5 separate regions of the Mus musculus genome follow, and regions 1, 3, 4 and 5 are each linked to region 2. Evidence: chromatin loops called from intact Hi-C (ENCODE). Cell type or tissue: gastrocnemius. All regions are shown on one strand.

What was found. Hi-C counts contacts between places; a loop is a spot of excess contacts. Peaks named below come from ENCODE experiments on the same cell type or tissue, not always from the same donor. Only the 100,000 strongest peaks of a DNase experiment are listed, where the experiment ranks them.
Region 1: a loop joins it to region 2, with 5 times the contacts of the local background. A loop is called at or near these places in 19 of 42 quality-filtered maps.
Region 3: it touches region 2 in a loop (9-fold over the local background); 36 of 42 quality-filtered maps call a loop at or near these places.
Region 4: it touches region 2 in a loop (3-fold over the local background); 6 of 42 quality-filtered maps call a loop at or near these places.
Region 5: a loop joins it to region 2, with 7 times the contacts of the local background. A loop is called at or near these places in 36 of 42 quality-filtered maps.

The regions. Positions count from the first base shown.
Region 1 is chr8:127,061,999-127,066,998 of GRCm38, forward strand. Pard3 (par-3 family cell polarity regulator) reads left to right here and starts at 2,058. Exons shown (of 25, transcript NM_001309391.1): 1 at 2,058-2,475. The coding sequence starts at 2,356. In gastrocnemius, CTCF peaks have their summits at 1,626 and 2,023; DNase peaks (open chromatin) are centred at 1,354, 2,042, 2,470 and 2,751; H3K4me3 peaks cover 2,926 bases; H3K27ac peaks cover 2,680 bases.
Region 2 is chr8:127,137,228-127,142,227 of GRCm38, forward strand. All of the region lies in intron 1 of Pard3 (par-3 family cell polarity regulator), which reads left to right. Among named protein-coding and RNA genes, the nearest start is that of Pard3, 76 kb to the left of the region's middle. In gastrocnemius, a CTCF peak has its summit at 2,110 (motif pointing left); a DNase peak (open chromatin) is centred at 2,124.
Region 3 is chr8:126,984,603-126,989,602 of GRCm38, forward strand. No RefSeq gene overlaps it. Among named protein-coding and RNA genes, the nearest start is that of Gm29688, 7.7 kb to the left of the region's middle. In gastrocnemius, a CTCF peak has its summit at 3,954; DNase peaks (open chromatin) are centred at 2,068, 3,546 and 4,219.
Region 4 is chr8:126,471,883-126,476,882 of GRCm38, forward strand. It overlaps Tarbp1 (TAR RNA binding protein 1), which reads right to left and starts at 3,183. Exons shown (of 30, transcript NM_001159907.1): 1 at 2,373-3,183. The coding sequence starts at 3,183. It also overlaps the pseudogene Gm6091. In gastrocnemius, no CTCF peak of the experiment used is centred here; DNase peaks (open chromatin) are centred at 2,805 and 3,200; H3K4me3 peaks cover 2,365 bases; H3K27ac peaks cover 2,554 bases.
Region 5 is chr8:126,991,721-126,996,720 of GRCm38, forward strand. No RefSeq gene overlaps it. Among named protein-coding and RNA genes, the nearest start is that of Gm29688, 15 kb to the left of the region's middle. In gastrocnemius, no CTCF peak of the experiment used is centred here; a DNase peak (open chromatin) is centred at 3,050.

The DNA.
Region 1 (5,000 bases), 75 kb before region 2:
CAATCATTTGATGTCCTGCCCAGGCTTTGTTAGCATACTATATACCATGGCCACTAGACTCTGCTATGTTACAGGCTCTCACATACTAGTGTATATATATATATACACATATTATATATACACACACATATATATATACATATATATATAATATGTCATACATGTCATATAACATAGCATATATAATATAGCATTAAGATTTTTCATATACAATTTTGTTTGATCCTTACAATTTATGAGATGCATCTCACCAATTTCTTTCCTCAGCTGGCAAAGACAAGGCTGGGGAGAGAGTTAACATCATAGTTGAAAGTACTATTGTTCAAACCTAGAACTTAACCTAAATCAGTGCCTTTTTGTTTTTTTGGACAAAGTCCACTAGCAACTTTATACTCCTCCCATGTGTCAAAAACAGAAACACTACCTTTAATTACCCATAATTATTGTGGGTGCAAGTGTTGTTTTTATTTATATTTTATTTAATGGCTCTCTCTCTCTCTCTTTCTCTCTGTGTGTATGTGTGTGTGTGAAGGTCAGTGGAAAATTGTTGGGGGCTGTTCTCTTTTCTCACCATGTAGGATCTGGGGTTAGAATTCAGGTAGTCTTGGTGGTCGGCACCTGGCAGGCTGAGCCATCTTGGTGGCCCATGGACACAAGTATTGCTAAGATCCCAAACAAGAAAACCTCAGCAGGACTCACCGACATAGTGCGACCAGCACAGGCACTGGTAGACAAGTTGAATGATAGATATAGCCATGTAGAGATAATAAGAGTCTTTCCCATGGCTATGTGCACGCAAGAGTTCTCTTGTGGACTTTGGGAGGGTGAATTCTTGACGGACCCCTGAAAGGACGATACATTTGCTGGGACCAGTGATCATCGGATGGACTGAGAGCAGTCAGAAGGGAGAAAATGTGATGTTTCCTCTGACCTAGAGCCGCATGGCCAAGGAGACTGTGCAGGAGTCTAAAAAGCCAAGGGATTTCTTTGTTTTGCTTATTATTTTTAAAAGAAAGGAGGGATGGATGGAGAGCCCTCAGCACCAGCTGTAGATGCTCAAATTCTGGGGACCACAGGAGTTTTAATAGGCTTAAAATATCATGCAAATTAACTGTCAAACTGAACTTACTGTATTGTGTGGGACAAACTCAGGTCAACAGCGACTCTCTTGAAGTTTGCCATTCTTTGAAGACAACATTTATTTAAGGATCACATTTTCTAAGTAAGTCAGAAAGCAGCTTCAGTCACTTCTCTAGACTTGGTCCACTTTGTTATTAAACACCTTAGAGTTTGCTTATCACCCACTCCCTGTGGAGTTGGGGGTGTGTCAGTGCCTGAGTTTTGAGGCAGCCTTAGCAGCGAGGGAATAGCCTATCTAGAACAGCCTTCCCTCCGAGCGTTCGTACTGTGTTTTTTTTCAGAGGGTTTTAGGTTGCTTAGATTGAGGAATTTTCAAGAAACAGATGTATTTGAACTGCGGTGTTAAGTCCTGCTTATTTAAACAAGTGGGTCACCAAGAAACTTTAAGGTAAATAGTGGCCTCAAGAGGAAGTACCAGGGCGTCCACGCGTCTTCAACCTCTCTCGGGAGCAGCCAATTAATCTCTGCTACAGAACAGCGCCGCCCGGCCTTGCACCGGAGCCAGGCACTTAGGATAGAAACCCTGCTTTGCCTGACCTGGAGCTTCCTATCTTCGCCAGCGCGACTCGGTGGCTCTCGGGCTCTAAAGGCGTCTCCGAGCTTAAACTGCTTTCTCCCAGGAAGGGGATTAAAAGTCACAAAGAAAGGAAGAGGACCTCGCTGGAGCCCTCTGGGGGCGTGGGTGGGGCGTCCCGGAGTGGGCCTCCCACTGCAGCCTACGGCAAGTGGGCTGGAGGAGGACGCGCCCTGCCCCGCGCTGGCCCGAGCACAGCGCCGCGGGCTGCGACGCGCTTCGCCGTGCGGTGAACCGAGCGGCCGGGCAGCGGCGGAGGCCTCGGGGCGCCCCGCCCTGCGCCTCCTCCTGCCGCCTGCGCGCGGTGCTGTGCGCCCAGCCCGTCGCTGCTCCTCCTCCCTGCCTCGCCGTCCCCTCCTCGGAGTCCCGACTGAGCGCGAGCGCCACACGGCCCCGGGCCGCCGCCGAGCGCGCCAAGACGCCGAGACGCCGAACAGGTGGCCGGAGGCTGCAGGCGCCCGGGCGGGGACAGGCAAGGCCAGGCGAAGGCGGCCGGGCTGGACATGGTAGCCGGGCAGCTCTGTGCGGCCGCCTGCTCGCGCCTCTAGCCGCCGGCGCGCCGGCGCAGCGGCCCCACCGCGCCCTGCGTACAGTCTCCCGGCCCAGCGCCGCTCCGGCCACGGACAGCGAGGGACGGCGGCATGAAAGTGACCGTGTGCTTCGGGAGGACCCGGGTGGTCGTGCCGTGCGGAGATGGCCGCATGAAAGTTTTCAGCCTCATCCAGCAGGCGGTGACCCGCTACCGGAAGGCCGTGGCCAAGGTGAGTGGCCTGGGGCGCGCGGCGGGGAGCGGACGGGGGAAAGGCGCGGGGATCAATATGGCGCTTCCTGGAGACGGAGGAGGGAGACCGGGAGGCGGGGAAAGGGAAAGTGCCGCAGCCGACGGCCTCGCCGGCGCCCCCGGCCCGGACCCGCGGCCGTAAAGTTCTCGGCGCGCTCCGGCTGGGCCGCGATCGCCACCCTCACGGTCCCTGGACACTGTCTGGGTCCTCCGGGCTTAGGAGTGGACGGCCGGGTGCCCAGAGCCCGCACGGGGCGAGGCAGAGTGCGGCACGCGGGAGGCGCGGCGTTGCCTGGCGGGGCGCCTTTGCCCGACCGTCCGCGGGCCCTGGCAATCCAGCTCCAGGCCTCTCCCGGAGCAGGCCTGTCCCGGAGGGTTGCCCACGGAACTTTGGGGAGTGTGGGAAGAGTTGAGCGATCTGGTACACGCGGGAGCCGCAGCCGGGCCGTGGACCTTCTGTGTTCTTGCGGGATCTCCGAGTCGCGCGTGCAGCCGTGTTTGGGTCGGCCAGGCTCATGGGCTAAGGTGGGGGCGATGGAGTGGCTCCGGTGCTCGGCTCCTTAAAACACCTAAGCCTAGACTCGCTCCTGGAGTCAGAACTCCCTCTGGCTCTCTACCCCTACCTAGCTGGATGTGCTCCAGTGAGGAGCCCGGGCTTCACTGGGCCTGGGGTCGAAGTAGCCTCTATTTCTCTGTTTTCCTCATGGAGAACATTGTCTCCATTAAACCGCATTCCTCCATAATAGGTCAGAAGTGGAAGGGCGTTTTGTAGGTTGTTTTACCCTCTGTGTTTGACAACAGCCCACGCTGAAGTTTCGTTCTAGCACCTGAGGATATTTCCTTTGTATGAGAGTGGAATGTGTTCCCTTTGGTATTTCCCCGTCTGTTGTCTGTTCAGTGGCCTGCCTTCTGTGACTTCAGAACAAGCGAGAGGAGAAGGTGGCTTTGTCTGCATATGTCGCTGAATGCTCGTGGGTCACCCTCCATTTTTCGCTGAAATTAAGAAAGGGCAAAATGGTTACACCGTTGTTTTGTTTTGTTTTGTTTTTAGTCTGTGTTGGAAAATATAACACAAGATTGCCCCTTTAAGGAGACTTTGGGGGATGGTTGGCAATCTGGTACAGGGATAGGAGATGCTGAGTTCAACAGCTGTAAGTGTTCTTCCAGTTGGTCGAACTCATTGAAAAATCAAACAACATTAGTGGAAATTGGGCACCTGTTTATCTTGTAAAGCTGACAAGAGGGGAAATCCTCTGTAACTTCACACTTAAGTGTTTTAAGCATCATTTCTGACTGACAGTTGGTGATTTACTATTGTAAGGGAAAACCAGGTTGTCTTTGTACTCTGCAGACAAACATCATTAGTTGTGAAAGAAAAGAAAAATGGCAGTAACATATGTAGAATATAGAAGTGTGCCTACTTCCAGAGCAGAGAGCATGACCATGTTGACCTCTTGCTTTGCCGATTTTGTTTGTAAAGCTAGCCATGTTTCTTTCATCTTGCACACCCTGGGCAATGGTCAAGTTGCCTGTTGGGAAATACACAGGTAACTGTTTGACTGGCTGAATTATTAATTTTTCCATAGGAATGAAACATTTACTATTTCAAGTCATATTAAGTATTTATTGTGTTGTGGGTGTTGGGCATCTAAGGGATATGTAGGATTCTTTGTTCTTAATAGGTTGTGAGAGTCTGAGACAAGATTCTTGTGATCCCTCAGGTGGGGACAGCCGTGGTGTTTCTGTGGGGAAATGTTGTCCCTGGGATGTTGGAAGGATAGAGTTGAGGGCCCTTGCTGATAGGTGTGGACTATTCTTCACTATCAGCAGTGGCTGTCCAAAGTCAAGGGGGAGGGGTGATGAAAGGGTCCCAGAAAGAGTAGGAGGTCTGAGTGACTTCTAGCTGTGAGAAGACCAGGTGGGAGAAATGAGGGATGGAAGAGAGACTGTGACATTGGACTAGTAGACAAGACAGTCAGAAATGATTTACTAGTTCCAAAAAACTCAGTTTAGGAGATGGTGTGTGTGTGTGTGTGTGTGTGTGTGTGTGTAGTGAATGTTTTTCTATGTGTGTGTGTTCTGTTCAGAGGCCAGAGGTCATTGCTGGGTGTCTTTCTCAGTTTTTCTGTGCTTTCAAAAGAAATATTTGAGATGAAATATTACAGAACCTGGAGTTCAAGGCCAGCCAGGGCTACATAAACCTCTCTCTGAAAAAGATAGATTTTGCAATAGTTGGAGTTTAACTATTGGATCACAAGACTTTTGACTCATAAGTGTTCAAAGGGCTGGGCTCATAACACATAGCTTTACTCCCTGAACTTGGAGGTAGAGGCAAGTGAATCTCTGTGAGTTCAAGGCCAACCTCATCTGCAGAGTGAGCTCCAGGTCACACAAAGCTACATAGTGAGAACCTGACGAACAAACAAACAAACAACACACAAACAAACCACAAATAAGCCAAAACCCCAAACCAAAAAAACGAGGGCTGACTCAGTCACTAAGAGC
Region 2 (5,000 bases):
GAGTCGCAAGCCTGAGTTTTCAATGTCATTACCTATGCTTGCTCTAACTTGGGTCAAAAAATAGCCACAGCTGAGAGCTTTAGGAAATGGCATGCCTTCTGTGGATGGCTGAAACATATTTTAGGCAGAAATCGTGAGCCACACATTGATTATCCACAGAGAACTTTAGAGCTGGAAGGACTCAAACTTATTCCTATCTTCAGAAATTGATTCTTAAATACTGCCTTTCCCTGTTATGTGGGAGTGTGAGCTCCCCACCCAACCCCCCACGCGTTGACCCAAGACATCAGAATTAGTCATATCAGGAGTCAGGTAAATGCTGTTTCAGGAGCTGTGGAGACACTGCTTGTTCGCACAGTAACTTTGTTTCTTACTCATGGGAGATCTGTCATTCCGTTGACCCCCATCTGGATACTTCCCTTAGTGCGTCTGTGTTGGCCTAGCAGGTAACTACTGGTTAACTAACTGGTTACTACTGGTTAAGCTGATAGTTCTGGGGATTCCTCAGCTAAGAAAGCAACTTGGGGAGCAAGGGGTTTGTATGGTTTATGTTTCAGTGTCAACTGTTGATCCCCGAAGGAAATCAGGACAGGAACTCAAACAGAGCAGGAACCTGCAAGCAAGAGCTGATAGAGAGGCCATGCAGGAGCTCTACTTACTGGCTTGCTCCTCATGGCTTGTTCAGCCTGCTTTCTTTTAGAACCCAGGACCAACAGCCCAGGGGTGACCCCACCCACAAAGGCTCCCCTATCAATCATTAATTAAGAAAGCATCCTGCAGGTTTAGCTATAGCCTTACAGAGGCATCTTCTCCACTGAGGCTTGTCCTCTGAGATGACTCTAGCTTGTGTCAAGGTGACACAGAACTCTCCCAGCAGCGTGTGTGGGATTGCTCGTGGGAAGCAGACCATTAACAGTACTCCTTTCTATCTTTTGTCTTGAAATTACACATAATAAATGTGCAAATTCATGTGGTGTGCCTAAGATTCAGATTCCTGCTTTATGAAAACGGACCCAGTTGATTAGTAAACATTTTGTTAACGTTTCTGTGTTTTGTTTTGTTTCTTTTTGGGTGTGTGCACTCTGTTTACTGTAGTGATGATCAGATTGTTTGAATATTTGATGGGGATCAGGGACAGGATACCCAATTACATATAATTTAATACTTTACTGGGAAGTTTAGAAAGCCATTGGAAGACTTAGAATTCTTTTTTTCCTGACAAATTTAGAAATGAATGAGCATTTAAAAGAAGCAACAGTCAACAAAATCAGGATGGAGCTGAGTGGTAGCAATTCTTGTCTGGCTCCTGGAGTCTGGGCTCCACTTCAGTACTGCAAAGAAAACAGACTTCTTCAGTAAGGTGAGGTGTCAGAGGAGTGGAAGGAAACAGACAGGAGAATGGGGGATGGGCAAGCTGCTTAAAGTTAACATGAGTTGGAAAGTTGTGTATGTGTGTGTGTAAGGTTGACCTTTATCGCTGTCCACTTTACCTTGGTCACTGCTAGTTGTGTGCTTGAACACATGTATGCTCAACATGAGTGTATGGCAACCAGAGGAGTTGGCAGCAGGAGTCAGCTCTTTCCTGTCACCCTGCACCCTCTTACCAGCCTTCGGATTCTGAGTCAGGGTTTCTCACTGAGCCTGGTCATCTCAGCCGGTGTCCAGATACCCATTCCCCGCACCCCCCCCCCCCCACTATGATTTCCTGTTTCTGCCTTCTAGTGCCTGTTTACATATGCCCAGTGCTTATGTAGGCTCGAGGGATCCGAACTCAGGTCCTTACGCTTGCATTGCAAACACTTTACACATGGAGGTATTGTCTGAGCCACCCCCCCCCCCCCAAACATGGTGATTGCAGAGAGAAAAACCATAGCTCATGATGTAATTTCCCACTACAATGCATTAATTTTTTTTAACCTTAAAATATTTACCTAGGAAAACTTAAATAGTATTACTAGGTTTATAAAAGCTTAACATTGCTTAATTATTTTCTCCTGAATACTTCAGTCATTCACACTTCAGGTTAAAGTCTTTGAATGCAGTCATGACCTTTTGGCTTTCTTTTTTCTGCAGAGTGGGACTCATCTGCTTATGCTCAGAGAGCACCATCTGCTGGTGGCTTGGGTTTGGACACTAGTGAGAGAACTGTCTCCAAAGTAAAGTTGGAGCAGGAACTTAGCCAAGGGGTTGCTGCAGCCTGAGCACAGCCCCAGGCTTTCTCCTGCGTCACCTAGAAAGGAAGTAGCTGCTTAAGGTGGTAACCAAACCTGCAGCCCCAGGCTTGTCTGTCTCTCTCTAATCAATACTCCAGTTTATTTTAAAGCACAGCGTATCAGGATGATACAAGATTTACGAAGTGGTTGGATTTTCATTTTTCTCTACATGGGAACTAGCTGTGAAAATGGAAATCTAAACATTTTCTGATGAAAGGAAGCTGAGATTAATTACTGTGTTCTGATTAATATCTAATAACATTTTGATTTTTTTTTAGGACATAATTTGAAATCACAAGCAAACCAAACTGAAAGATGCTTGTGAAGTTAAGACAGGCACTGCCTGGAAAATCTGGAGAGCTCATAACAAAAACCAGAGGGGTTATGTGCCTATAAGGTACAAGGTAGCAAGAATGATATGAAGTTTTTAAGCATGTATTGTTATACCAGGCGCTGTCTGTCTGTCTGTCTGTCTCTGTCTGTCTCTGTCTCTCTCTCTCTCTGTATGTGTTTGTGTCTGGGTGTGCACACATGTACATGAGCTGTTCCTCTGGTGCCAATAATCCCTGTCTTTTGAGACAGCGTATCTTATTTAGCCAGGGAATTGCTGATTTTTAGCCAGTTAGTTCTGAAGCTGCTCCTGTTTGTTTCCTAGCAATGGGTTTGTAGGCATTGCCCACCATGTGTCACCATGCTCTCTCTGTTTTCCTAGGATTTGTCTAAGTTAGGTCCTCCTGTGTGTGTGTGTGTGTGTGTGTGTGTGTGTGTGCGTGTGTGTGAAGCACTTTACCCAGTAACAATATCAGACACTTTGAAGTATTAATCTTTGGCTGCCATGATTCCTAATGAGTGACAAGTCCTGGCTTAGACATCAGATTCTGGGCCCAATGTTCTTCTTTTTATCCATTTGGTTTTTTGAGATAAGGGTCTTGTTATGTAGTCCTGATTACTCTGACACTCTCTCTGCAGCCACGCCAGCCTCAGACCTACAGCAGATCTGTCTCAGTCTCCTGTGTGCTAAGACTATGAGTGTGTGTCACTGTGCCCGTGTCCAGCTGTCCTTCTTGAGGTACTTTTTGTGCTCTAGGTGAGACTTCTGTGAGGATGTATCACATTGTATCACATGTGTTGTCTTTATAACTCCTAGGCCTTTATGTAACTTTTTGGTCAGGTTTAACACAGTAATTTCGTCTTGATTGTGGCAAATTTATTTCATTTCTCTGTGCCGGTAGTTCACAGGGATCCCTTGTAGAGCACTACAAAATTGTGATTTCTTTTCTGTGTTGGTAACAGACTGGGAAAACTGCAATGCAGAAGGGCGCGATGCTCACTCTTCTGTTGAGTTTTAATGTATATTTATAATATGTTGAGTTAATGTATATTTATAATAATATTATACACACATATGCTTGATTGCAGATATTGGACAATTGTCTGATCTCTGTCATACAGGGTCATACTGATTGTATCACCTACCATATGTCTGATTTTTCCCTATACTAGTGGCTCCACTTGCTAGTTAATCATAACTGGTGAAATCAGCTTGGCACCAGTGCCTTCCAGACAAGTTTGCTTAGCACTTCTGTCTGTGAACAATGATCTCCTGGCTGCTTCATAAGATGTGAAATGTGAACTCCTGGGTGGCAGACCTCAGGCACCTCTGGGAAGTGCCCTGAGCTGCCTCCCTGGCTCCTTTTCCCACCCAGCTCAGAGTGTTTACCTTAGACCTGCACCTGGTACTGTGTGGCTGGGGCAAGAGAGTCAGTCACCTGCCAGGACTCTGTATTTATGTGGAGCCAGCTTCCTTCTGCCTTCGCTTCACGTGGTTCACTTCTTGCTCCTCTCTTTCCACAGTTCTCCCAGGGAAGAATGGGACATAACTAAAGAAGCAGCAATATTTGTGATTATGGTTCTTTTCCTCCCTCTAGAATAAGTCTGCAGTCCTCAACTCTTTTTGAGACAGGGTTTCTTTGTGTAGTCCTGGCTGTCCTGGAACTCATTCTGTAGACCAGGTTGGCCTGGAACTCAGAGATCTGCCTGCCTCTGCCTCCCAAGTGCTGGGATTAAAGGCATGCACTACCACTGCCCGGCAGATCTCAACTCTTGACTTAGTTTCTTCTGTGGCCACAGGTCTTTGTAAATCATGTCATACTGCCTAAAACTAGAGCCAAGTTAATTTAATTTTTGCCATGAGGTCATGCTGCTCTATGTTGGTTTTTTTTTGAGGGGTGGGGTGGGGGTGTTGATTTAGAATAGATGAATCATTTTCAAGATACCTAGCCTTTATTACCAAGCCAACAAAATCTCCCTCTCCCTCCTTATGTGTGTTTCTTGTCTATTTCCACTCTTTGAGACATGATCTTCTCTTGCTGAACCCAGAGCTGGCTGGTTGAGCTTCAGTGCTGGGTCATAGATACACTCTGCAGCACTTGTGGTAGGCCCTCATGCTTGTGCAGCCAGGATATTACCACCAGACTACTGCCTCAGACTTGATTTCCTTTCTGATGTGAAGCATTGCGCGTTTGTACTCAAGGTCTTCTCCTTACCTGAATAGTGTTCTGTTTCATCATAACATGTGACTTTTGGGAGGGGTGGTTCTTAAAGATAAGCTTTTCTTGAAATTGCAATGGGTTTAGCCTTGCTAGATAATTCTGAACCATTTTCATGATGTCAGTGGGATTGTAACTTGCTTTAGAGTATTTCACATTCCTTCTTTCTTCTCTTTTCGTTTTTCTCATCCCTTCCTCCCTCTCTTCTTCGGAACTTGTGTCATATAGTCTCCTTACA
Region 3 (5,000 bases), 150 kb before region 2:
AGAGGGTAATTCCTGAGCGCCACCTAGGGCAGAAAAAATTTCAAGGCAAATGACCACAACTGTTATCTCAAAGGAAACAAGAGATGGCTTACTCTGGAGCCATTTTGAAGGACACTGGCCTGGGAACACAGATTCAGGTTCCCCCAAATTCCATGTTCCAATGTCGCATGTAATTTTTGCTTCCCAACCCTCACCTAGGTTCCCCTGGATCCTCAGATGAAAAACAAAAACAACAACACACATACACACATATCTCTATCTATCTATCTATCTATCTATCTATCTATCTATCTATCTCCTTCTCTCTTTCTTTCATCTATCTATCTTTCTATCTATATCTCACAGAACTATACTGAGCTCTGTGCCACATGTAAAGAAGGTCCCTTAGTTAGGGTTTCACTGTTGTGAACAGACACCATGACCAAGGCAACTCTTATAAGGACAACATTTAATTGGGGCTGGTTTACAGCTTCAGAGGTTCAGTCCATTATCATCAAGGTGGGAACATGGCACCATCTAGGCATGCATGGTGCAGAGGAATTGAGTGATTTCTTGTATAGATAACCATGAGGCCAACCAGACTGAAGTCAGTTCTGCTTTCTGTGGTGGTATATAGCCTTGATTTTAGTGAAAGGCTTCAGTAGGCTGGTGTCTGTTTGCACCCTGACAGATCTGTGATGTAGTAATCCCTTATACTTATAATAGATGGAGCAGTGCCTTCAGCAATGGGAACATTTTAGTGTCTTTATACAGAGAGATATGTGGTATGTGTATATAGTTATGTCTCTAGGCAGAATGTGACAATTTATTAACTTGTTCATTTCTAGTTACATTGTTATAAATTATATTAATGTGGCTTTCAAAATGTTGCATCTAAAGCTATTAGTTTTGTGGGCTTTACATTTCTATATTAATGCTTCCAGTTATAGTGGGATAAAACTAACTTCTGGGGATATTCTCTGGGTCTGTCTACAGTACCCTGTTGTTAGGTTTCTAAATTTCCCATGAACGTTCTCTTGGTGTGATGAAGTTTGACCTTACAATTGGTACCCAGTGCCCGTTGTGATGTCTGCATCGGAAACAACAAGTCCATCTGTGGTGTCCCTTACTGAAAAGGACACTCTGGAACAGGGGGAGTTTGTTTCTGTTTGTGTTTCTGTTTTGAAGACAGGGCCTTACTATGGCTGACCTGAAACTCTTTATGCAAACCAGGGCCCTGCCTTCAATTCCCAAGATCTTTCTGCGCCCCCCCCCCCCCCTTCTCCTCCTGGAATGCAGAGACTAAAGATGAACACACCACTGTGCCAGGCCAAGCGTTTCTTCTTAGTGCCCCCAACCACCCCCACAAACAAGGAAGTTCCTACTAGATGATCATAACACATATGGGATCGGATATTGAGTTCATTCCACCATGACACAGCTAGAGAGAGAACTTTTAGCTGGGCATTTGAAGGCCAATGTTCCATTGCACTATGTGGTGCTAGCTTTATGTCATCTCAACACAACTAGAGTCATCTGTAAGAAGGAAACTTCAATTGAGAAAATACTTCCAGAAGACCAGGCGGCGAGGACCTTAGGACATTTTCTCAATTAGTTATTTATTGATAGGGAAGGGCCCCGCCCATTGTGGGTGGTACTATCTCTGTACTGGTGGTCCTGGGTTCTATAAGAAACCAGGCTGAACAAGCCATGAGGAGCAAGCCAATAAGCAGTAATACTCACGGCCTCTGCATCAGTTCCCGCTTCCAGGTCCCTGTTCTGTTTTAAGTTCCTGTCCTGAATTTGATGATGAACAGCGACAATGAAGAATAAGCCCAACAAACCCTTTATTCTCCAACTTACTTTTGGTCGTGATGTTTTGTCGCGGCAATAGTAACCCTAACGAAGACAGACAGAAGACGCTAGAAAGTTCTCCCATGAACGCTGGGTTCCTGTTTCCCGGATACTTTTCCACCCTGGCTGACAGCTTTGAAATGACCAAGGTAATTAAGGCAGGAGACGCAGGTGAGCGGCACTGTATTCTTCCTTCCACAAGGTGGCGTGCCACGCCTACTAGGCACATTTTCATTCCCTGGCGACAAATGCACAAAGACTTTTCGCCAGGAGAGGTCGCAGAAACACTACCGGTTTTTCTCCACCTGTTGAGTGGGACCATCTTTATCTACACAGCACAGAACTGTGGTCAGGATGGAGGAAGGTGATCATTTTAACCCCGGTGACTATTTGTGAATTAGAAGTTGGCATGTGGCCCTATTCTATCAGTGTTATATTAAAGGTTTTAGCTAATTCTCCCTGAATAAATAGCATAAGAATAGAAAAGGTATATCATTTTTATCTGCAGACAGTATGATAACACTTCTGCAAAACACGAGACCATCAAAACAGTGAAAAAGCTACTATTAACATTAAGAAAAAGTTGCAAGTTGATTGACCAATAATTAGTATATATGAATTAACAATTTTTAAAAGCAAAAACATATTTTAATGAATATTGAACAAACGACTATGTATTTTCAATTTTATTTTAATTCTCTGTGTGTGTGTATACACTAGTGCCATGTGGTCCCGTATTTAAAGCATACCCATACACAGGACTCTGTCCTTCCTAGGCATGGCTCTGACATGAAGTGCGCTCTAGACCATTTGATTTTCATGTGGAGAAGTTGTTTTAAGTTAACAGGCTGGCAAGATAGCTCAGTTGGGTAAGAGCACTGACTGCTCTTCCAAAGGTCCTGAGTTCAAATTCCAGCAACCACATGGTGGCTCACAACCATCTCAATGGAGTCTGATGCCCTTTTCTGGTGCTCTGAAGACAGCTACAGTGTACTTATTTATAATAATAATAATATATAATTATATTATATTTAATATAGTAATAAATAAGTGAGCAGGGACTGAGCGAGCGGGGTTGACCGGAGTGAGCAGAGGTCCTAAATTCAATTCCCCATAACCACATGAAGGCTCACAGCCACAGTGTATTCATAAACATAAAAAATAAGTAGGGCTGGCGATATGGCTCAGTGATTAAGAGCACTGACTGCTCTTCCAAAGGACCTGAGTTCAAGTCCCAGCAATCACATGGTGGTTCACAACTAACTGTAATGAGATCTGATGCCCTCTTCTGGGGTTACTGAAGATAGCTACAGTGTACTTACAGTGTTATAGCAGCCGGCAGCAGCTGGAATCACAAACTTCAACATGGTTTCTGATAGCAGGCTGGATCATGAACAACAAGAGTCTGAGGTACAGACCATCGACATCAACATAGCCTGAGGCATCAGCGCGGATCTCAGAATTCGGTCTTGCCTTTGGCAGCAGCACTGACCACGAAAGTCTTTCAAAGAGACTTAGTCCAGAAAATGAACATACTTCATCTTGATTATCTCGTTGTTCAGAGTCAGGGTGATCGTGCAGTTGGGCAGAGTGTCAGGGGCAGGACCTCCGAGAGAGAGCTCTAGGCTGCTTGCTGTACACCACTCAGCCCTTGGCACTGTCAACCCAGGCATAGCCAACAGGCTTGCAGTCCGCGGGCACAGCGCTGTGGCCGCTCTCCTCCCAGCACAGGGCAAGCAACAAGAATAGGGGCAGCAGCAGAGGCTCCACGATGCTTTGGTCTCGTAGTGGTACTGGCTTCGCAGGCGACCGAACCAGGTAAGCCTGCGGTGGCCTGTCTCCAGCAGCCCGAGAAGTCGCCGGACTCGTCAACGACACGCTCCTTTTCGAGAAAATTTTAGTCAAGCCTTAAAGATATAAGTTGAGAATTACAAAAGTGGCCTATGTGGCTAATGCTAAGGTGCTGAGTCTCTTTGAGACCCTCAGCCATGCTCCCAGCGAGTTTCTCAGCGACCTCCAACTCTGCTTCATACCGTCTATACTGAAATCATCTCTATCAAAATCACGGGTCTGTAGACAGCAGTTCCGAGTTGAGCCTGTACGGGGCACCACTGATAGCGAGCGGCGTTAGAGCCATATTTATCACAGTGTCTTTATCTGTCAGGTTTCTTAAAATGTTATTTTGTTAATAGACAAAGGTTATTAAATATTAATTTACCCCTGTCTCCTGTATTCATTCTTCCCCCGCCAAGCACTCCGTTTGTCTCTGCAAAAGGTTTTTGCTCAGGAAAATCTACTAAAAGAGATTTCCATGATGCTGACTGACAGGGCAAGAGGAGCGGGCAGGCAGCCAGAAGTGCCAACTAGTCTGAGCTGTGGCCGCTCCATGAGAGATCACAGCTGGGACCCAGCAGAGGAAGGGAACAGCAGTACCACTGGGGGTCCCTCTACTGCTCCTTACCAGGGTGTCCAGGGTTGACGTTCCTGTACCTGTGGACTACTCACTCTGCGAACCCGGATAAAGCATGCTGAGGAATGGGGCAGACAGCATGCTGAGAGAAAGAGGACCCAGAACCGCAGGAAGCCTAGGTCTTCCTAGACAGCTGTGAAGTCTGCTCAGCTGTGTCTCGCAACACCAGCCAGTCAGCCAGGCCTGGGCTACCCACACTCAGCTTGATCCCTCGGCCTATCCTCCTAGGATGTTGCTCTTGTCCAGCTGCTGGCTGTAAATAAGGTGTGGCACAAAAATCACTTTCCCAGATTGGAGATATGTGTGTGTAGCCAATGCTTGGATGAAGTTTGTTCTCCTCCATAGTGGCTTTGCCAAGATTTTTTGCAGGTTACACTTTTTTTTTTAACGATTTATTTATTTATTTTATATAAATGAGTACACTATCACTATTATTTATTTTATATATATGAGTATACTATCACTGTCTTCAGACACACCAGAAGAAGGCATCAGATCCCATTAAAGGTGGTTGTGAGCCACCATGTGGTTGCTGGGAATTGAACTCAGGACCTCTGGAAGAACAATCAGTGCTCTTAACTGCTGAGCTATCTCTCCAGCCCAGCAGGTTACACTTGTAAACTCAGTAAGATCAGATTTTTTTTTTCCAACCAGCAGAGGGTGTAGCTCCTAAAAGTATTGAGCTGGATGCTTAGAA
Region 4 (5,000 bases), 670 kb before region 2:
GCTTTTTTGGCTACTCTGAGTTTAAAATTTTGTTTCTGTTTATTTGGGCTGAGAGTTTTTAAAGACAAAAATCTCCCAGGATAGCCTAGAAATTACTATATAGTCAAGGATGGCTTTGAACTCCAGAACGTCCTGCCTCCCCTGGGATGACAAGCACGTACCACCATGCCTATCTAACCGTGCTTTGTTTCCTTAAGATTACTGTTGTGGATGCCCAAACTCTACTTTCTTCCCCAAGACTCTACAGTAAAGGACTTCACAGAGGCTAATCCCAACAAAACTGAAACAACAAAAACAAAAATAATGTAGGAACAAACAAAGGAATAAAACTTAAAATTTGAAATTTTAAGCTGACTCTGGGGGAAAAAGAAAGTTTAGTTGACAGGGAAAGCCAAGAAATAATTTGATTTACCTTGAAACACCCCCCTAAAAGGAAAAAATAAACAACCTGAAATCCTAGGCAGCAAGTCTCTGCTTATGACTGGAGGTTATAAGCTGGGCTGAGCCATGGAGGGGTCTGCTCACACACATCAGAACAGGATGCTATGTAAAATGAAAGGGGTTATCCCAAAACAGTCTGAAAACTAAAATCTAAAACTAAAATCTGGTCATAGAAACAAGAAACGCAGAGAAAAGACTGGAAACCAAAGAAATTAACCAGTGAGTGAAGGAAACATCAAAATTCTAGAAAATCTATTGAAGAAGTTTCAATGCTGGCTGGGCTTTGTCGACTCGATACTAGCCAGAGTCACCCAGGAAGAGGAAGCCTCAACTGAGAACGGCCTCTATCTGACTGGCCTGTAGGCAAGCCTCTGGGGGAAATCTCTGACTCATGATTGATGATGGATGGTCCAGCTCTCTGTGGGTGGTGCCAAACCTGGGCAGGTGGTCCTAGATTGTCTAAGAAAGTAGGCTGAGCAAGCCAATAAGCAGCACCCCTCTATCATCTCTGCATCAGTTCCTGTCTCCAGGTTCCTGCTAACTTCTCTCAGTGATGGAGTGTGACCTGAGAGAAGTGTTCTGAAATAAATCCTTTCCTCAACAAGTTTCTTTTGGCCATAGTCTCTATTCCAGCAACAGAAAAAATAACTAAGACAAACAGACAAATGGTAAGTCCCAGAGGTTCCAAGTCAAGAAGAGAGAAGGAAAAAGGAAGCAAGGGAAGAAATAACCACCTGATTACTCAAGAAAACTTCCCCAAATCAAAGCTCATTGACTTCCAGACTGTGTAGGTGCACATGGATAAAAAGGAGGTTCCAGGATGCCAGGGCCCTAAACCCCTGGTACCCTATAGAGAAGTCACAGACTGCCCTTGAGCAGGATCCAGAATTATCTCAACTTCAAAACAACAAGAGTAGCATCTCCAGCTTCTAGATGGATGGATGGAAGCCTTTAAAATGTGGATGGAAATGTCTCCCCCATAGAAGTTGGACCTGAGCAAACTATCACTCAAGCCCTAAAGACAAAACCAAGCTGTTTACAGTCCCAGCTCTGCTTTGAATGCAGGAGGCCCCAAGAGAGCATTCCTGCAGAGACAGGAAAGATGGATCACCCACAAAACCACAAATGTGCAGAGACCATGAGGAAACACAATTCCAAACTTCAGAAAGAAAGCGTCTGAATCCTGAGTTCCAGATTCAGAGAGAGCAAGCGAGAGAGACCCTGGCCCAAAAATAAAATGGAGAATAATCAAGGACAACACCTGTTGACTTTAGGCCTGGGCGCAAGCACACACGATGACTTAAGGGTTATGTTTAGAAAGCACTAACTAACCCTGCTCCTAATATTCCTAAAGGGAATGTCAAGGGATTAATATTTGATTCCGTACCTCGAGTTTCAAACATTAACTTGGGTTACACAGCACCCTTCTTTCAGTTTGATACGGATGTCAACTTTTTTTCTATCAGGATGTAAAGGCGTGGAGCAGGCTTGGTTTTACACAGAGCATGCTACCGCGTGTGCGATATCTTAACCTTCACTGGGTCCACTTTTCCCAAAGTGCAGGAGGAGGCCGGTGTAGGGTACCACATGCAAGTGTCAAATCCGCTCAGGATGAGGTGGACGCCCCTTGAAGGCTGGTTTGAGGTAGCAGAGTGTGGCTGGGGCAAAGAGATAAGTAGGTGCCAGTCTGGAGAGATGGTTCAGGGGTTAAGAGCACTTGATGTTCTTCTAGAGGACTGGAGTTTGACTCCCAACACACACATCAGGTAGTTCACAATTGCCTTTAACTCCAGCTCAAGGGGATTTGATGCCCTCCCAAGCATACGCACGTGATGCACATAAACTTACACAGGCACGCGCGCGCGCGCGCACACACACACACACACACACACACACACACAATTTTGTTTTTTAGAGAGACAAGTGGGTACCTTTTGTGTCCTGGGGGCTGCAGGAGCAGTCCACCGCCAGCTCTGCAGACACCTGTACAGCCCTCTGCAGCAGGTAGCGCGCGCGCTTTCGCGTGAGCCCGTCCTGCGCGCGGCCCAGCCCCGCCTGGACGGTTCTCCAGAAGCGGCCGCAGAGACGGGCGTCGAGATCCCCGTGGCGCTCATGGTTGGTCAGCAGCTTCTCGGCCAGTGCGCTCAGCACCAGCAGTTCTGGCCCAGTGCTGCCCTCAGCTCCCGGTCCCGCGGAGCTCAGCGCGTCCCACGCCGCACGCAGAGCCGGTTCTGCGCTCTGTGCCAGCGCGGGCAGCAGGCGCGCTCCCACGGCCGGCGGCGCGTCCCCGGCCAGCGCCAGCTCCACAGACGCGCGCCCCAGGCGACGCAGCAGCGGGGCATCCTCCGGCGCGCGTAAACACGGCGCCACGGCGGCCAGCAGCTCCACGGCTGGCGCGCTCGGCAGCTCGCGCAGCGCTTCTTCGGCCAGAGTGACTGCCAGCTCCGGTCCTGCCAGGCGCGCGCACGAGCGCAGCGCCGCACTCGCCGCTCGGAGCACGCGGGGCCTCGCAGGCCCTCCGCCCTGGGACGCGTGCAGTAAGGGCACCAGGTGGTCCCTGGCCACCTCGTGTGCCGCCTTGGCCAGCGCGCCGGCGCCCGCGCCGCGCTCCTCCAGCCGCTGCAGCACCAGGCGCAGGGTCTCCGCCCGCTCCGCACTCGCCTCCCCGCCGCACAGCGCGCCCAGCAACTCGCCGGGCTCCCGACTCTGCGTTAGAAGCGCGTCCGCCAACACCCGCTCCATTTCGCGGGGAGTAGACCTGTGCGCGTGCGCCGGCCACCCTAAGCGCGAGTGCGCGTGCGCGGCGAGAGGTTCCCACCCACACATACCCTGCCCGGCATAGGACCGCATAAGGTTCCTTCAACTTTGTTGGGAGTGTGATGCCTCCTGCCACTCACAGTTTTTAGTAAAAAGAGTTGCTGCAGACATAGTATTACACCAGTTCCGAAGTTCCCGATTGGAAATAGGCCTAGGGCCTAAATTTTCTAGCTGGCCCTAAATTCACATAGATATCCTGCAATCCCCCCAGATGGCTGCTTTTTAAAAGGGTGCATGTTAAGAGTTACCACAAAGTCTCTAAAACAATGGATCACAAATGAAATCTGGATTTATGTTTTGAAAATAAGTTATGAGAGCTGAGAAGATTGGTCAGTAGGAAAAGGGCATGTTATGAAAGCATGAACATCTGAGTTAGGATCCCATGGAGAGGTAACTACCATCCTGCGTGGTGGAGACACATCTCCCCGCCGCCCCCCCCCTCCCCGACTCCCCCGAGTCGCTGATGAGCCAGTATGGCTGAGATCAGTTCCAGGTCCAGTGAGAGAGCCTGACTCTTTTTTTTTTTTCATTAGTAGTAAACTTTAATATTGTTCACTTTGCACAAGAAAAGTGGCTCACTAAGAGCTGGGGTTCTGAGGAGAGAATGTTTAGGCATAAATGGGGGAGCTGTGAGAGGCCTGGAGCCTTGGTGAGGGTGGGGCTCTGAGACTGAAACCCAGCCACCAACAAGGAAGAAACTAGCCCCACCAGTGTCACAATGGTGGACAGCTCTGTCCTCACCTTTGGCTGAACGCGGGACCCCTAGCCACCAGGCAGGGTCTGGGCTCCAGCCTGCATTGAGGCATCTTGGCAATCAAGAAGGGAACTGAAAACGGCTTCAGCGAGTGGACGATGGATGAGCCCGTTCAAGGCACAGTGTCCATTAGGAATGATAGGCCCGCGCTCCCCCTGCTCTCTGAGAGTCCAACCTGGGTAGGAGCTGGCAGGCCCCAGGTCCCCTCAGTTGGCAGAGTTGTATTGTAGGACTTGCTGAGAGGCAAAGAGCTTCTTGACAGCCAAGGCCTCTCCCGGCTGCCCCAGCACCAGACAGTTCTCTTTGTTGTCTGACCCAGCAGCCTGGGCTGAAGACTTCTTAAAGTAGCACAGGCGGCACACGGAGTGATACTTGTCGGCTCCGCCAATCACCTCCACCTCTTTCTCCAGACCCAGCCTCTTCGTGTAGGCAGCTTCTCGGAAGCACTCCATGCACACAGCGGTGAGCTTCACCACACTCTCCGCCAGGGGCACCAGGTTCAAGATGCTGCCGAAAGCCTTCCTCTGGAAGGTCCCATCCAGTGCTGCCACAATTACTGTCTTGCCCTCGTTGGCCATCATTTCACAGAAATCCACAATGTCAGGAAAAAACTGCCCCTCATCGATGCCAATGACGGCCACACTCAAGGACTCCTGGGTCACATCGCGGAGCATGCAGGCTGGCAATGCGTCAATGGTGTTCCGATCATGTGTGGAGAAGCTGTTGCTATAGCGCGTGTCTTTGGCATACTTGATGACCAGGCACTTGTACTGGGCGATCTGGAAGCGCCGGACTCTTCTCATCAGCTCCGTGCTTTTCCCTGAGAACATGGGCCCGAAAATCACCTGAATCTGCCCCCGGGTCTTGCTGGGGGAGCTGGGCAGCACGGTGGGTAGATTGATGTAGCTCATGGCAGCTGTGCAAACTTTAGCACCGAGAGTCCGTGGGTGGGGATATTTCGCCGCACTGCACGCAGCCTGGAACATTT
Region 5 (5,000 bases), 150 kb before region 2:
CTTCTCCACCAGTGAAATGAGCCAATTCCAGTCAGGTTAGAGTATATTAAAGGCAGGTTTATTGGGAAGCCACTCTTGGGCAGGTTCACTGTCCCCAAGGAAGGAGGCCAGGGAAGTAGCCATGGGGAGAGGGGGCAGGGACGGGGAGGAGAAGAGTGAGAGCGACAGACCAACAGACCCCGAGGTATCTGGATTATATAGGGAAGAGCCTCTGGGGGAAGGGCAGCTAAAGTTCAAGGTTGGGGGCAGGGTGTGCCAGATAGGGACCAAGGGATGCTGAGAGAACCTGGGGGTCAGGTCTGTTTTGATATGTAAACTATGAATCTCTCAGTCCCTTGTCCTGGGGTCCGAAACCAACCAGTGACTCGATCGGGAATGAGCATAGCTGAGTGTGGCGCTATTTTCTGCTTCTTCCCTTGGGATGTCCAGGCCCGATGCACACTGGGCAGGAAAAGACCGGTCTGCAGGATCCCGGTCCACCAGTGAATGCCCAGGGGAGCTCTCCTCCGAAGATTTCAGTGTTGCAGCTCTTTTAGAGGACATTTACTGATAAAGCTTTCTTAGAAAGTATTCAAAACAGCGTGTGCGCACAAACTTTGTTCCCGGTGAATTATGGGAACTATATATATGAACTTTGGAGAGGGGGAAGGGGTTCTTCTTAGTGTTAAATTTAATTGGCTGAGGTTTATGAGGATAGCTCATTTGCATGGAGATTGTTGGGGCTTCTTGTGTGTGTGTGTGTCTTAGTCAGGATTTCTATTCCTGCACAAACATCATGACCAAGAAGCAAGTTGGGGAGGAAAGGGTTTATTCGGCTTACACTTCCACATTGCTGTTCATCACCAAAGGAAGTCAGGACTGGAACTCAAACAGGTCAGGAAGCAGGAGCTGATGCAGAGGCCATGGAGGGAGGTTCTTTACTGGCTTGCTCCCCCTGGCTTGCTCGTCCTGCTCTCTTATAGAACCCAAGACTACCAGCCCAGAGATGGTCCCACCCACAAGTGGCCTTTCCCCCTCGATCACTAATTGAGAAAATGCCTTACAGTTGGATCTCATGGAGGCATTTCCTCAACTGAAGCGCCTTTCTCTGTGATAACTCCAGCTGTGTCAAGTTGACACAAAACTAGCCAGTGATGGGGATTTTGATTGCGGTTGCATTGGAGTTGCAAATAGCTTTTGGTGGACTGGTCAACTTCATAATATTAGTTCTACCAACTCATGGGCTTGGGTTGTTGTTAGCATTCTGTCTAAGCTCCACCCCACAGTTACCTGGTAACAGCCAGGTAGGCCTGACCCACTATAAAAGGGGCTGCTTACCCCCTCCTCCTCTCTTGCTCTTCTCTTGCTCTCTCCCTGCTTCGCTTCCCCCTTCTCTCCCCATTCCCTCCCCACCTCTCTCCACATGATTATGGCCAGCCTCTACTCCTCTACTTCTTCTCCCTCTCCCTTTCTCTCTCTGCCTTTCCCTGCCTCTTTCCCTGTTGACTCCTGCCTCTATTACCCTGTTGACTCCCCTCCCCATGTCCTGAATAAACTCTATTCTATACTATACCATCGTGTGGCTGGTCCCTCAGGAGGAAGGGATGCCTCAGCCAGCAGAGGCACCCCCTTTTCCCATACCTCACTATACCTCCATAGAACATATCCCCCCTCTTTATCTTTTTATGAACACAACAGTTGTCTTTTCACTTTCTAGTGTCTTCTCATCTCTTCCTACCATAAAGTTCTCTTCCTACCATAAAGTTCCTGCTTGCTTACCTTTATTCCTAGATATTTTATTTTCTAACAGGCTATTATAATATAATATTTTCAGAAATTGTGAGAAGAAATAAAAAAAAACCTGAGATACTTCCAGGAAAAAAAAATTCTTTGGAAAAGACAGACACATGTACAATAACAGAAGGAAGATGGATACAGAGACTGAGGTTTGTTGTGTGGAACAGTGGGAAATTCAGTGTCCTGGTGAGTTCAGTGACAGCAGGGACCACAGCTCTAGGCATTATGTTTGCTTCCTTCCCTGCTCTCTCTGCCTTGACGTTTCCACTCTTCAACCCTGCCTGGCAGGACATATGTTGTTATCCATCACATGACTGTTAATGTCTTTTAAAGAGAAGCAATGAGGGGCTGGAGAGATGGCTCAGTGGTTAAGAGCCCCAACTGCTCTTCCGAAGGTCCTGAGTTCAAATCCCAACAACCACATGGTGGCTCACAACCATCTGTAATGAGATCTGATGCCCTCTTCTGGTGCATCTGAAGACAGCTACAGTGTACTTAGATATAATAATAAATAAATCTTTAAAATAAATAAATAAAGAGGAGCAATGAGGGTCAGGAGAGAAGCAAGGTGCATGACTTCAATTTCTGCACTCTATGCTAGGCCTAACCTTAGGACATTGCTCACTGAGCACTGTCCTTGTGCTGTCTGGTTTTGTGTCAATTTGACACCATCAGAGAGGAGGGAGCCTCAATTGAGAAAATGCCTCTATAAGATCAGGCTGTAGGCAAACCTGTGGGGAATTTCCTTAACTAATGATATATGTGGGAGGGTCCAGCCCATTGTGGGTGGGGTCACCCCTGGGCTACTGGTTCTGGGTTCTACAAGAAAGTAAGCCATGTGGAGCAATATAAACCAGTAAGCAGCATCTCTCCATGGTCTCTGTATCAGCTCCTGCCTCCAGGTTCCTGCCCTGCTTGAGTTCCTGCCCCCATTCCTTTTGATGAAGAACTGTTATATGGAACTGTAAGTGAAATAAACCCTTTCTCCCCAAGTAGCTTTTGGTCATGGTGTTTCATCACAGCATCAGTGAACCTAACTAAGACAGTCCTATTGCTAACAAAACTATACTCAAGTCCTGAGGAGGCACAAGTCACCAAGGGTACTCCAGTCTCTAAGCTAAAAGCATTAGTCCCAGTGACTGTGGCTGCTCTCCAGATGGGGAGTGGAGAGGGAAGCAGAGTTAGAGATTCCCTGTAGGCAGGCAGACAGAGAGAGGGGTCATGACTAGGTAATAAAGATGGCAAGCTTCCAAGATGGCTGCCTTTTCCCCACTGAGACTGGTGTCTGGCAGCTTAAAACAAAGGTCTGGCAGGCTTTTCTCCCACCAGTGGGGCCCACCTGCTCATGGACCAACCAGAGGTGTCCACAGCAGAATCAGGAGTTGTTTTACACCACGCTGAAGGCCAATCAGCCCTCCTTTGTTCAAACTCACTTGCCCCCATTTAAGAGAAGATCTTTGAAAGACTTCAAAACAACAACAACAACAAACCACCACCAACAAAGATACAGCCCCGGAGAAGAGATAGGATCTTGGGGCTCCTGAGCCGTCCTCCCTTTTGCAGAGGGTCTTTCTGTTTTTGTGCCTGCTTTGTGTGTGTGTGTGTTCTTAGCCCCAGTTAAACCCTCTTTTCACCATCTAATCCTGTTTGCCGTGTTTGGTATTTTCCCCTTGGTAAATGTCACACTGTTTTTCCCTGTCTTTTGATTCTCTTATTGGCTAGATCCAGAAATGCTCACACGTGACAGCTCATGGATGATTTGTCTAGGAGCACAGGATGGGGGGCATGAAAACTGGCCACAAAGAAATGGAGAGGCCTAGCTCAAGCACCGGAAATAGCAAAGGGGTGAGAACATGAAATATGTTTTGAGCACCCAAGTTACAGGATTACTCTGGGGGGAGGGATGTATGTATTGGGCCATATGAATAATTCACCCTGTCCCTTCTGTCACCCGTTCTGATACTTTTAATGACATCTTGTAATTTTATAAGGCAAAAATGCGTGATGCTAAATGAGGAGGAAATAAAAAGGTAGATTTGTAGTCTGCTGCCAAGACACCAGCAGGATGTAATGAGCATCCGTGTCAGCATCCTTTGGTACAGAGAGCGTGGTCTGCAGCTGGTGAGTTCCTTTCTGATACAGATTGTGGGAGCCTCCCCAGTCTGAAGACCCACTGAGGCAGAAATAAAAATATAGGGACATCCTCTGACTCTCTTTAGAAACAGCCTGGCCAGTGGTTGATGGCGCCTTAGATGAAGACAGCAGGAGATTCACTTGCCCAGAGAAGGTCAAAGACCTCCTGTGATAAGGAAAAAAATCCAGTGCAGTGACCTGCAGAGAACAGCTGGGAGCCAGAGAGTTAAAGGCAACATGATATACCTGGATATGTAATAGGAGAATGGCAGGAAAAATGATCCTCTTAAAGAGAGATGCGCTTATAGACCTCAGGGTCTCTCACTTGATGTAGCTGCTCCCACACCTGCTAAGCCTATCTCACTCAGAGAGCATTCATTTTCTATTATTCTTTTTTTCTCCTCCTCCTCCTCCTCCTCCTCCTCCTCCTCCTCCTCCTCCTCCTCTTCTTCTTCTTCTTCTTCTTATTCTTATTCTTATTCTATCCTATTACTTACTTTTATATATGTGAGTACACTGTCACTCTCTTCAAACACACCAGAAGAGGGCATCAGATCCCATTACAGATGGTTGTGAGCCAACACGTGGTTGCTGGGAATTGAACTCAGGACCTCTGGAAGAGAAGCCAGTGCTCATCTCTCCAGCCCTTCTATTACTCTTTCTGCATGTCCCTTTGATCCCAGGAAACACCCAAGACCACTGTCTCAGCACTTCTAACATTGTTCTAACTAAGTTTGTAGAAATGAAGAAACTGTGAAGACATATTCTCTGTTGACCACGGAGCCAGTGAACCCTGGTGAATTGGAATTTCCTCAGGAATTGCCTGCTAGCTGAAGGAAAAGGCTAGAGCCTGGTGCCAGACTGAGGGGACTGTGTCTCTTGAATGGTCTCACACAGTTCTCACAACTTGTCAGACTGCTTTGTAAGAGAGACTGGAGCCATAAATGATGGGTCAGTGGGTGATGAATGAGATAACACCATGGCTGGGACTCCTTAGCTGAACACACCTGTTACCCTCTATTTACCCTGAACTCTCATCTTGAGACCTAGCTAAGAGACTTACGAGTCACTGAATCTCTTTGTTCTTGTCG